2 separate regions of the Homo sapiens genome follow, and region 1 is linked to region 2. The links are chromatin loops, found by intact Hi-C in ENCODE. Cell type or tissue: lower leg skin. All regions are shown on one strand. Links, peaks and the distances in the headings refer to the core of each region. The heading gives the core; the rest is flanking DNA.

The links. Hi-C counts contacts between places; a loop is a spot of excess contacts. Peaks named below come from ENCODE experiments on the same cell type or tissue, not always from the same donor. Only the 100,000 strongest peaks of a DNase experiment are listed, where the experiment ranks them.
Region 1: a loop joins it to region 2, with 6 times the contacts of the local background. A loop is called at or near these places in 1 of 110 quality-filtered maps.

The regions. Positions count from the first base shown.
Region 1 is chr2:241,390,201-241,394,589 of GRCh38, reverse strand. The region is part of intron 2 of FARP2 (FERM, ARH/RhoGEF and pleckstrin domain protein 2); the gene reads right to left. Among named protein-coding and RNA genes, the nearest start is that of FARP2, 36 kb to the right of the region's middle. RefSeq lists a silencer at 1,379-1,438. In lower leg skin, for the core only: no CTCF peak of the experiment used is centred there; a DNase peak (open chromatin) is centred at 2,466.
Region 2 is chr2:241,079,498-241,083,886 of GRCh38, reverse strand. SNED1 (sushi, nidogen and EGF like domains 1) reads right to left here. Exons shown (of 32, transcript NM_001080437.3): 28 at 2,094-2,210; 29 at 1,523-1,610. It also overlaps a transcript of MTERF4 not described here. Among named protein-coding and RNA genes, the nearest start is that of SNED1-AS1, 18 kb to the right of the region's middle. In lower leg skin, for the core only: no CTCF peak of the experiment used is centred there; DNase peaks (open chromatin) are centred at 1,066, 1,716 and 2,216.

The DNA.
Region 1 (4,389 bases), core at 303-4,302, 310 kb before region 2:
CATAAAGTGTCATAATCAGTTCTATTTTCAGTGTCACTTGTATCAGTCACATGTCTTTTTTTTTTTTTTTTTGAGATGGAGTCTCGCACTGTCACCCAGGCTGGAGTGCAGTGGCGCGATCTCGGCTCACTACAAGCTCCGCCTCCTGGATTCATGCCATTCTCCTGCCTCAGCCTCCTGAGTAGCTGGGACTACAGGTGCCCGCCATCACGCCCAGCTATTTTTTTGTATTTTTAGTAGAGATGGGGTTTCACCGTGTTAGCCAGGATGGTCTCAATCTCCTGACCTCGTGATCAGCCTGCCTCGGCCTCCCAAAGTGCTGGGATTACAGGCGTGAGCCAAAGCACCTGGCCCACATGTCCACTTTTATCCTTTCAAATCTTCTCGACTTAAAACATACCTTCTGGTCCTAAAAATACAGAAATTCACTATCAGGTGGACTACAATAATCACTGCATGTTCCCAAAGTACCAAATGATCAGATGAAACAAGATTCTCCCTGCACTAGGTCGGAAGGGCCTCACAGCCAGTTAGAGCACTGGCATCATCCAGATGCTCAGAATGGAAGAAAACCCCGCCATCACACTGTGCTTCCTGCTGAACTCAACATTGACTCAAATCAGAACTGTTTCAATACTAGGCTGGAGGAGAAACAGTATTAAGAACATAGTATAAAAAATACAAGTTAAAAAGCAAAACTTTTTGTTCAGTGTTTCCAGTTTTCTAGTTGGTCATGGTGTTAAGGTCCTTTTCCAGGCTTAGGTATAAACAATATTGTTAAAAACTTACATTTACAAAACTATTAAAGGTTGTGTCTAGATGAAAATGGGCGACAAAGGCCTGGCTAACAAAGTACTTCTTTATTCTTTGTCTTAAGCTCTGTGGGAAAATTCTTCTTGAAACAGCTTTTGTCCTTTAACTTGTTTCATGTGCTCATTTACAGTTCATTTGCCAAATTATAACTCCTCTATCTATCTAGATGGCCCCTCCTATTATATAATTCATATCTGTACTGTAAGTTTCATTACTTAAGATTTTTATTGCCTAATTAGATCAATCCCAAATTTCCTTTTATAATATTATACTGTACAATGAAAATAATCTTGAGCGCTCAAAAGGAAACTGTAGCTACATTCTTTGAAAGGTCACCAACATTTTTGATAGGCATTTCACTCTCATTTTGGCACATTTTCAAATCTTGGGTTCTCACATATTCCTAAAATACTGTACACCAAACTTCTACTCCAAATTGCACTAAGAACCATAAGGAGGCCGGGTGCAGTGGCTCACGTCTTTCATCCCAGCACTTTGGGAGACCGAGGCGGGTGGATCACCTGAGCTCAGGAGTTTGAGACCAGCCTTACCAACAAGGTGAAACCCTGTCTCTACTAAAAATACAAAAATTAGCCGGGTGTGGTGGCAGGTGCCTGTAGTCCCAGCTACTCAGAAGGCTGAGACAGGAGAATTGCTTGAACCCAGGAGGCAGAGGTTGCAATGAGCTGAGATGCCACCACTGCACTCCAGCCTGGGCAATGGAGTGAGATTCCATCTCAAAAAAGAGAGAGAAAAAAAAGAACCATCAGGAGTAGCGTTAAATCTCAGCAAAAAGATGTTAACTGCTACTTCTGCTTTTTTTTTTTCTTTTTTGAGATGGAGTCTCGCTCTATTGCCCAGGCTGGAGTGTAGTGGTGCCATCTCGGCTCACTGCAACTTCTGCCTCCCGGGTTCAAGTGATTCTCCTGCCTCAGCCTCCTAAGTAGTTGGGATTACAGGCATACATCACCACACCCAGATAATAGGTTTTGGATTTTTAGCAGAGATAGGGCTTCACTATGTTGGCTGGGCTGGCCTCAAACTCCTAACCTCAGGTAATCCATCCGCCTCAGCCTCCCAAAGTGCTGCAATTAGAAGTATGAGCCAACACATCCAGACTGCTACTTCTGCTTCTAAGGGAAGGGTTCTGTATCATAGAGGGACAAATGAATCCCCAGGCACTTCATCTTTCTAGACTGAAGAGACCAACTGGCAGATAAATCATCTCTACCATGAGATGTGGGCAAAAACTGAGCTTATGTATCAATGGATTCATTCATACCCTAGCTCTTCTACAATCGTTTCTCTTAAACTACTCAAGGAAACAGTACAACATGAAATCCCCCAATTTGAACCTGTTAATACTGGTGACTCAATTACTTATTTATTGCCTTTCCATTCCAAACCCACCCTTCTTTACCCTGCTTTGTGACACTGGAGTAGCACCCTGTAGACATTCCTTTTACACAAGCTGGCTTTGCCAGTAGAGGGCTCTGGGGAGATACAACAAGAAGGGCCTTCTCTCCCCATTTCTGGGCTTTTGGCTTTCTTGCTAGCTGTGTGCAGGAGAGCCAGCGGCTCACACCATCCTATGAGTTTCACTGGCATTCCGGTCCCACTGGTGGGCAGTTTCCTCCCTGCCAGCCGGTTCCTATGGCACCTTAGTGAACTTCACCATCCAATGCCAATGGGTCTGCACCTCAGCCTTGCGAGAGAAGGCCTCTTTCAACTTTGCTGCTTCTTTGGATATTCCTTCCCTCAGCCCTGGTGTGGCAGCTGCTCACCATATCTCCTGGTCCTATATTCTTTAGCATCTCCCTCCCGTCTTAGTAGTTAATCCTCTGTTGCTGGTTAATCATTATTTCTATTAAATTTCCCTGTTCAAATTACTGGTACAGTTTCTGTCTCCTGACTGGCCCTTGAACGATTCAATGGTATTCTCTGGAAAACGACTGTACAGCTTTAACATCTTGAGCTTGGGAAAAAGGGTTCTTCCCCAAGAGTGGGGAGAAAAAAAGCCAAATCCACAGTGGTCCTCCTAACTACTGCAATGTAGTGGTAGCAGAAGCTCTGCACGACCAGATGAGGTTGAAAACTGGAAGAAGAGTCATTAAATGGAGGTTCACTTGGCGTCTATTCTGCTAGCTGCCTACTTGAATTCCCAAATTCATCAGGAGAGAAAATTGTGCCTTCTAGTGCTCTCAGAAGTGGGGGAAGGTGGGCCCGAGAATACAAAACCTGCGATGAGCTTCCTCACAGAGACACCAGTGGAAATGTGGAGGGGATTGCCATCTGAGCACAAAAGCAGGTGATGTAGAACACTCGCCCATTACTGCTTTATGTCTATTAAAGTCTTCCACCTGGGCAAGGGCACATCAAGAAGGACACACCCCAAGGTGAAGGAGGCCCCGCTTCACTACAACCCCATCTTCCCAGCACATTTGCAGACAGTGTATGCCAAACACCAGAAGCCAAAGAAGCAACCTGCTACTAACTGGCTTGTTTTAGGAGTTGGGCACAAAACATATAATTATTTTCTTCTTTACTGTCTTTTACTTAGCATCTGAGAAAAAGCAAAACAGAAGAGTAGCTTAGTTCAGCAGTAAGATCTCTCAAAGCAAGCTCTTAAGCAATTCCTTTCTTTCTTCTTCATCAACCAAAAGAGTTCCAGCAGCTTGCCTGTCCTTACTTGTGCGTACTTGTGAAAACTCACAAAAAGGAAACGTGTCTGTCAGCGTCCCCACCCACTCACTATGGTCAGGACGCAGCTCACTCCCACAGCCCTGTGGCCAGGTGGCTGTCATTTTCAGAAGGGAAGCCTGCCTGGGAAATCAAATAGCAGCCTTTAAAAAAGGCCAATAAGACCATTATTGATCAACCTGAACCTCATTTGCAAAAATACACAGACACTAAGAATGGTTAGACATTTAAACCAAACTCTTGAACTACAGAGACCTACCTGAAAAGCAGAGAAATTAGTCACCGAAGAATGAGTAAACCTGGTATACCAAAGAAAACATAATCTAAAAAAATAAGATCCTATGTACAACTATTGCCTTTGTATAAAAATTAATAAAAATGGGAAAAAATTAAAATTAAAGAAAAAAATAAGATCCCCAAAAAGGTCAGTGTTAGAGGTAAAGGTATTCATAAAATGAGAGGAGACTGGAAAAAGAATCCAACTAAATAATGAAAAGGGGATATTACAAAGATGACTCCAGAAACCGAACCTCAACAGGAGGCCCAAACAACAGATGGACAAGACTTGAATTGGAATCAGTGGTGTGGAAAAATAAACAGATGCATTCTTCTAGAGATAAAAATGATGAAAGAAAATCCAAATTTAGGAATCACAAATGTGTCTACGAGGAACCTAGGAGAGGGGCTGTAGCAGACACTGGGGTATGATAATCCAGAAGATGCCTCGTGACTCCTGTCCTGAAGACGGCAGTGCCAGCTGTCATCTCCTTAGTCATTTGCTGGACTCGTTCAAAATCAAAAAGGTAAATAAGAAACTCTATTTTCAGCAAAAGTAGGAACTCTCAAATCCTGCATCACAAAACTGTGGGGAGAAGC
Region 2 (4,389 bases), core at 124-4,123:
ATCCAACCACATCAGCCATTATGTGGAAGGTAGTAAATGGTCTAAATACTCCAATAAAAACCAGACTGTCAGACTAGATATCCAGCAAGACCCACCTCTATGTTAAATACTAGAAAGTCACTTGAAATATGCAGATAGGTTAAAAGTGAAAGGATAGAATGCTTTCAGGAAGTGAAGGGTCTTCTTGTTGGATACTTGGTGGTCACCAGCAGGCACTGGTGTAACTAAGCACAGCGGGAAGATGGCAGATACTGTGGATTCGGACTCTCACTGCATAGAATCCGAATTCAGTGGGCTGTCAACACGGCTTCCCAAATCCCAACACAGATTAGTATCTCATATGTGTTCCTGCTACATATTACACCTGGCTTCATGTCCAAGCTCTAATGAAGCTTCTACCCTTGCCCGTCTACATCCCATTCTCCACAGAGCATCCAAAGTAGTGTAATCGAACATGTCACTCTTCTGCTCAGAACCCTTCAGTAGCTCCTCCCCATTTCATGCCGGACAAACACCAGAGTCCTTCTGTGGGTCTCCATGGCCCCGAGGGTTCCCTGTCCCTCACCTCTCACCACTCTCCACTTCTCCCCCAACATGCCAGGGACACTCCTGACTTGGGGCCCTGGTAACTGTCCTCTGGCTCTGGAATGTCCATCCCTCCTCCATGTCTGTTCAGCATCGCCCTCCCCAGGAGGCTGCCCTCTTGCTGCACCAGCCCTGCCCATCCCCAGCAGGCTCTCCTGGTCTCGTCCTGTCATCTCGTCCTTTTTCCCTTTGCACTCACCACCTGCCACACCACACACCACACTCTCACTGCTGTCTGTTGTCTGTCCCCTCATCTGCAATGAACGGGTCCTGAAGGCAGGGCTTTGGTCTGCTCTGTTCTGATGTGTGCTGAGTATCTAGAACAGTGCCCGGCACACAGCAGGTACTCAGTAAGTCATCTGTTGACTAAATGGACAGTGCCCGGCACACAGCAGGTGCTCAGTAAGTCATCTGTTGACTAAATGGACTGTGTGACCGACAGAGTCATAGAGTGTTAGCAAGAAAGGACCTAAGAGATGGGCTGGGCATCTCTCCCTCCACAGCCCATTTTGGAGATGGGGGGCCTAAGGCCACATCATGAGTTAATGGCAGAACTGGGGCCGGCATTCTCATGAGCTGTTTGTTTTTCCAGGGGGCTCTGAGGAAGAGAAGAGAGGAAGGTCACATCAGTTGGCTCTGCCATCCAGTGGGGACTGGGCTGATGTGTGGGAAGGAAGGCCTGGGGGCCTGGGGACCAGGAGCCTGCGTTCTTCTCAGCCCCTGCTCCTGAGCTGCATGGACTTGGGGCAGTTATTCGGTTTTTCTGCCTCAGCTGCCTAATTTGTGACATGGAGGGAATCGATGGTCAAAGCAAGTCCCTTCTGTGACTGCAGCCATCGTCCCTCCTCAGGGTTAGCTGGGTAGCTTTGAGACAGCACTTTGAGGAGTCAAGAACACACGACAAATGCGGTAAGGCGGAGGACAGAAACCAACTTACACGTGGTGACAGACGCCTCCCTCCCAGACTGGAAAGGCCTTTGTCTCGGAGAACAGCCTTGTGCAGGGGCGGGACACCTTTATACAGGCTGCGACAAAGAAGGGCAGTGGCTCACCAGGTGCTCCTGACGGCTCCTCCTGCCCCTCTTGAGAGGCCTTGCCCAAGGGAGAGGGCCCGGGGGTCCTTAGGCTGGCTTCCTCCAAGGCGGGATGGTGGGAGAGGGCCCGGGGGTCTGCAGCTGGCTTCCTCTAAGGCCGGGGTGGGTTGGTATTGTGGGGGTGGAGAGTCCCTTCTCCTGACACCGCTCTGGCTGGGTCAGGGAGCCCTCCGAAGCTGTGCCTCGCATGCTGTGGCTGTTCTGACCCCCGTGATGGGCAGCACCTCTCATCCTGGTGCTTGGGGCAGCAGCGCAGCCCCTGGGGGCTCAGGGGTCAGCCCCGTGCACCAGACTCCCTGTCTGGCACCTCATCGTTTGGAGGCTCCCGTGGCAAACCCAGCTGTGGCCCAGCAGTCCTAGGCTGAGGCACAGGCTGTGTTGGAAGGGGCGCCCTGAGGCCAAGCCCCGACTTACCGAGCTCGCAGCGTCTGCCTTTGAACCCTGGCCCGCAGTCACAGCTGTGGGCGTCTGCGCCCGGCACACAAGTGCCTCCGTTCTGACAGGGGTTTTCTGAACAGTTGCCAGGGACGTCTGGAAACAGAGGTCACGAGAGGTTAGTCACTGGAACCCCAGGACAGGCCTGCCTCATGGACATGTTGCTGTCCCTTCCTTGATGACCTGATGCAGGGTGGCCGTGCACTCCTCTGTGGTGTGCTGCGGTGGCCTCCCAAACGCCTCTGGGCCCTAGAGCGTGGTCCCAGTTCAGGTGTTGAGAGAGAGCAGAGGTGAGGAGACAGGCCGCAGTGTGCTCGGCCCTGACCTCATTACTGGAAGGAAGGAAGACAAACAAAAACAAGGAGGAGGAGAAGGAGGAGGGAGAGGGAGGGAGGAGCGGGGCCTTCAGTGCTGAGCCCCCACTGGCCTGTGGCCCCTCCCCACCCCGACCCTTGCTGGCTTTGCCCCTGAACACGGTTTCTGCTGCTTGGATCCTGAGGTCCCTCCTGGTGCTCTAATGGATGTGACTTACTGCTCACTTGATCCCACCCCTGTGTTTCCTGTGAACTCTCACTAGAGAGAGGTGCTTGATAGGATTTAGGTTCAGATGGTCTTTGCAGGGCTGCTGCCCAGGGATGCGTGTGCACCCCCAGCCAGCCCAGGCGGCCTGTGATGTGTCCAAGTCCCACTCGAGTGACACGAGGACTGGTCACTGGTCCAGTGCTGGCAGCCTGACCAACCCAGAAAAAAGTCCCCACGGGCCTTGCACCTGATGGCTCGAGCAAGACATCGAGATCCCTGATCCAAGGGCTGTCCTCTCACAGACCTGTGTCTGTCCCTGTCGCTCCTGCCCTCACCAGCTGGAGAGTGGTCTGTGAAGACAGGCTTTCCCTCACCTACCCCGTGGTCACCCTGGACTGGTCCACACAGGCACGGCAGCGTGAAGGCTCCACCCTGCTCCTTTGCTTGTGTGCCTGCAGACCGAGTTGGTCCTCAGCAAGCTCCAAAGTTGCCCACTAGGTTGCTTCTTCTTTCTGAGCATCACGATGAACACAGAGATATTGGTATATTTCATGGGCTTCCGTCCATTGCTGTCAGTTGTTTTCCTGATGCTCAATTTATTCTGTCTTTGGACAGCGGGAGCCCTTCAGGTTGGCTCCCCGCCCTCAGGACATGGTCTGCTGTTTTGAAAGCTTGCTTGCTTTTTACACAACATGTCCTGGGCTTATTTTGTCCACATCCTGCTTCAGTCTTGGAATCACCCATTTCTCCAAAGATCACTGGCTTCTTGGTGAGAACGAGATCTAGAGCCCACAGCCTGGCACTCACACCGCTCCCTATTATGGGATGTCACAGCTTCAGGCCTTTCAATGAACAGAACTAGAAAATTAGGCTTCTTTAAAAAATAAACACATTATGAGTTCATACTAATATTTCCATTTCAAATTAACAGAATCAAAAGACAAACAAGATTTTATTTATTTATTTTGAGATGGAGTCTTGCTCTGTTGCCCAGGCTGGAGTGCAGTGTCGCGATCTCAGCTCACTGTAACCTCTGCCTCCTGGGTTCAAGTGATTCTCCCACCTCAGCCTCCCGAGTAGCTGGTACTACAGGCGCGCACCACCATGCCTGGCTAATTTTTGTATTTTAGTAGAGACGGGGTTTCACCATGTTGTCCAGGCTGGATTCAAACTCCTGACCTCAAGTCAACTGCCCGTTTCAGCCTCCCAAAGTGCTGGGATTACAGGTGTGAGCCACTGCGCCCAGCCAAAACAAACAAGATTTTTAACTTCTTTCATTTTATATTTTTAATTCTTTACACTGAAAATCTTGGTGGCGTTAACAATTATTTTCTTTATCCTACCATATACATGCAATCATTTCAAAATAACAATTCAGGTATTACTACTAACATTAAGATCACTGAGTATAGCCTAACATTCCTTGGCGATGCTTTTTATCCTTAGACCATATTCCATTAGGGGTGAACAGACTACTCTTATTAAAATCGCTTGCAATGATATTTTTTTCCTGTGTGGTTATGCCATCCACATGATAACTAGGTTTACTTATTTCAGTATGTTTTCAATTTTTAGGTGTTGCCTTTTCTTTTTATTGTTTTTAAAACCTTTTTTTTGGTTCTAAAGTCAAAACTGTAAAACAAGGTTCATTCAGAGAAGCCTCGCCGATCTCCAGTCCCATTATGCAGTTCTTTCCCTCCTCATTTAGTGAACCATCTTATTAGTTTCATTTCTTTATTAAAATGAGGACAAA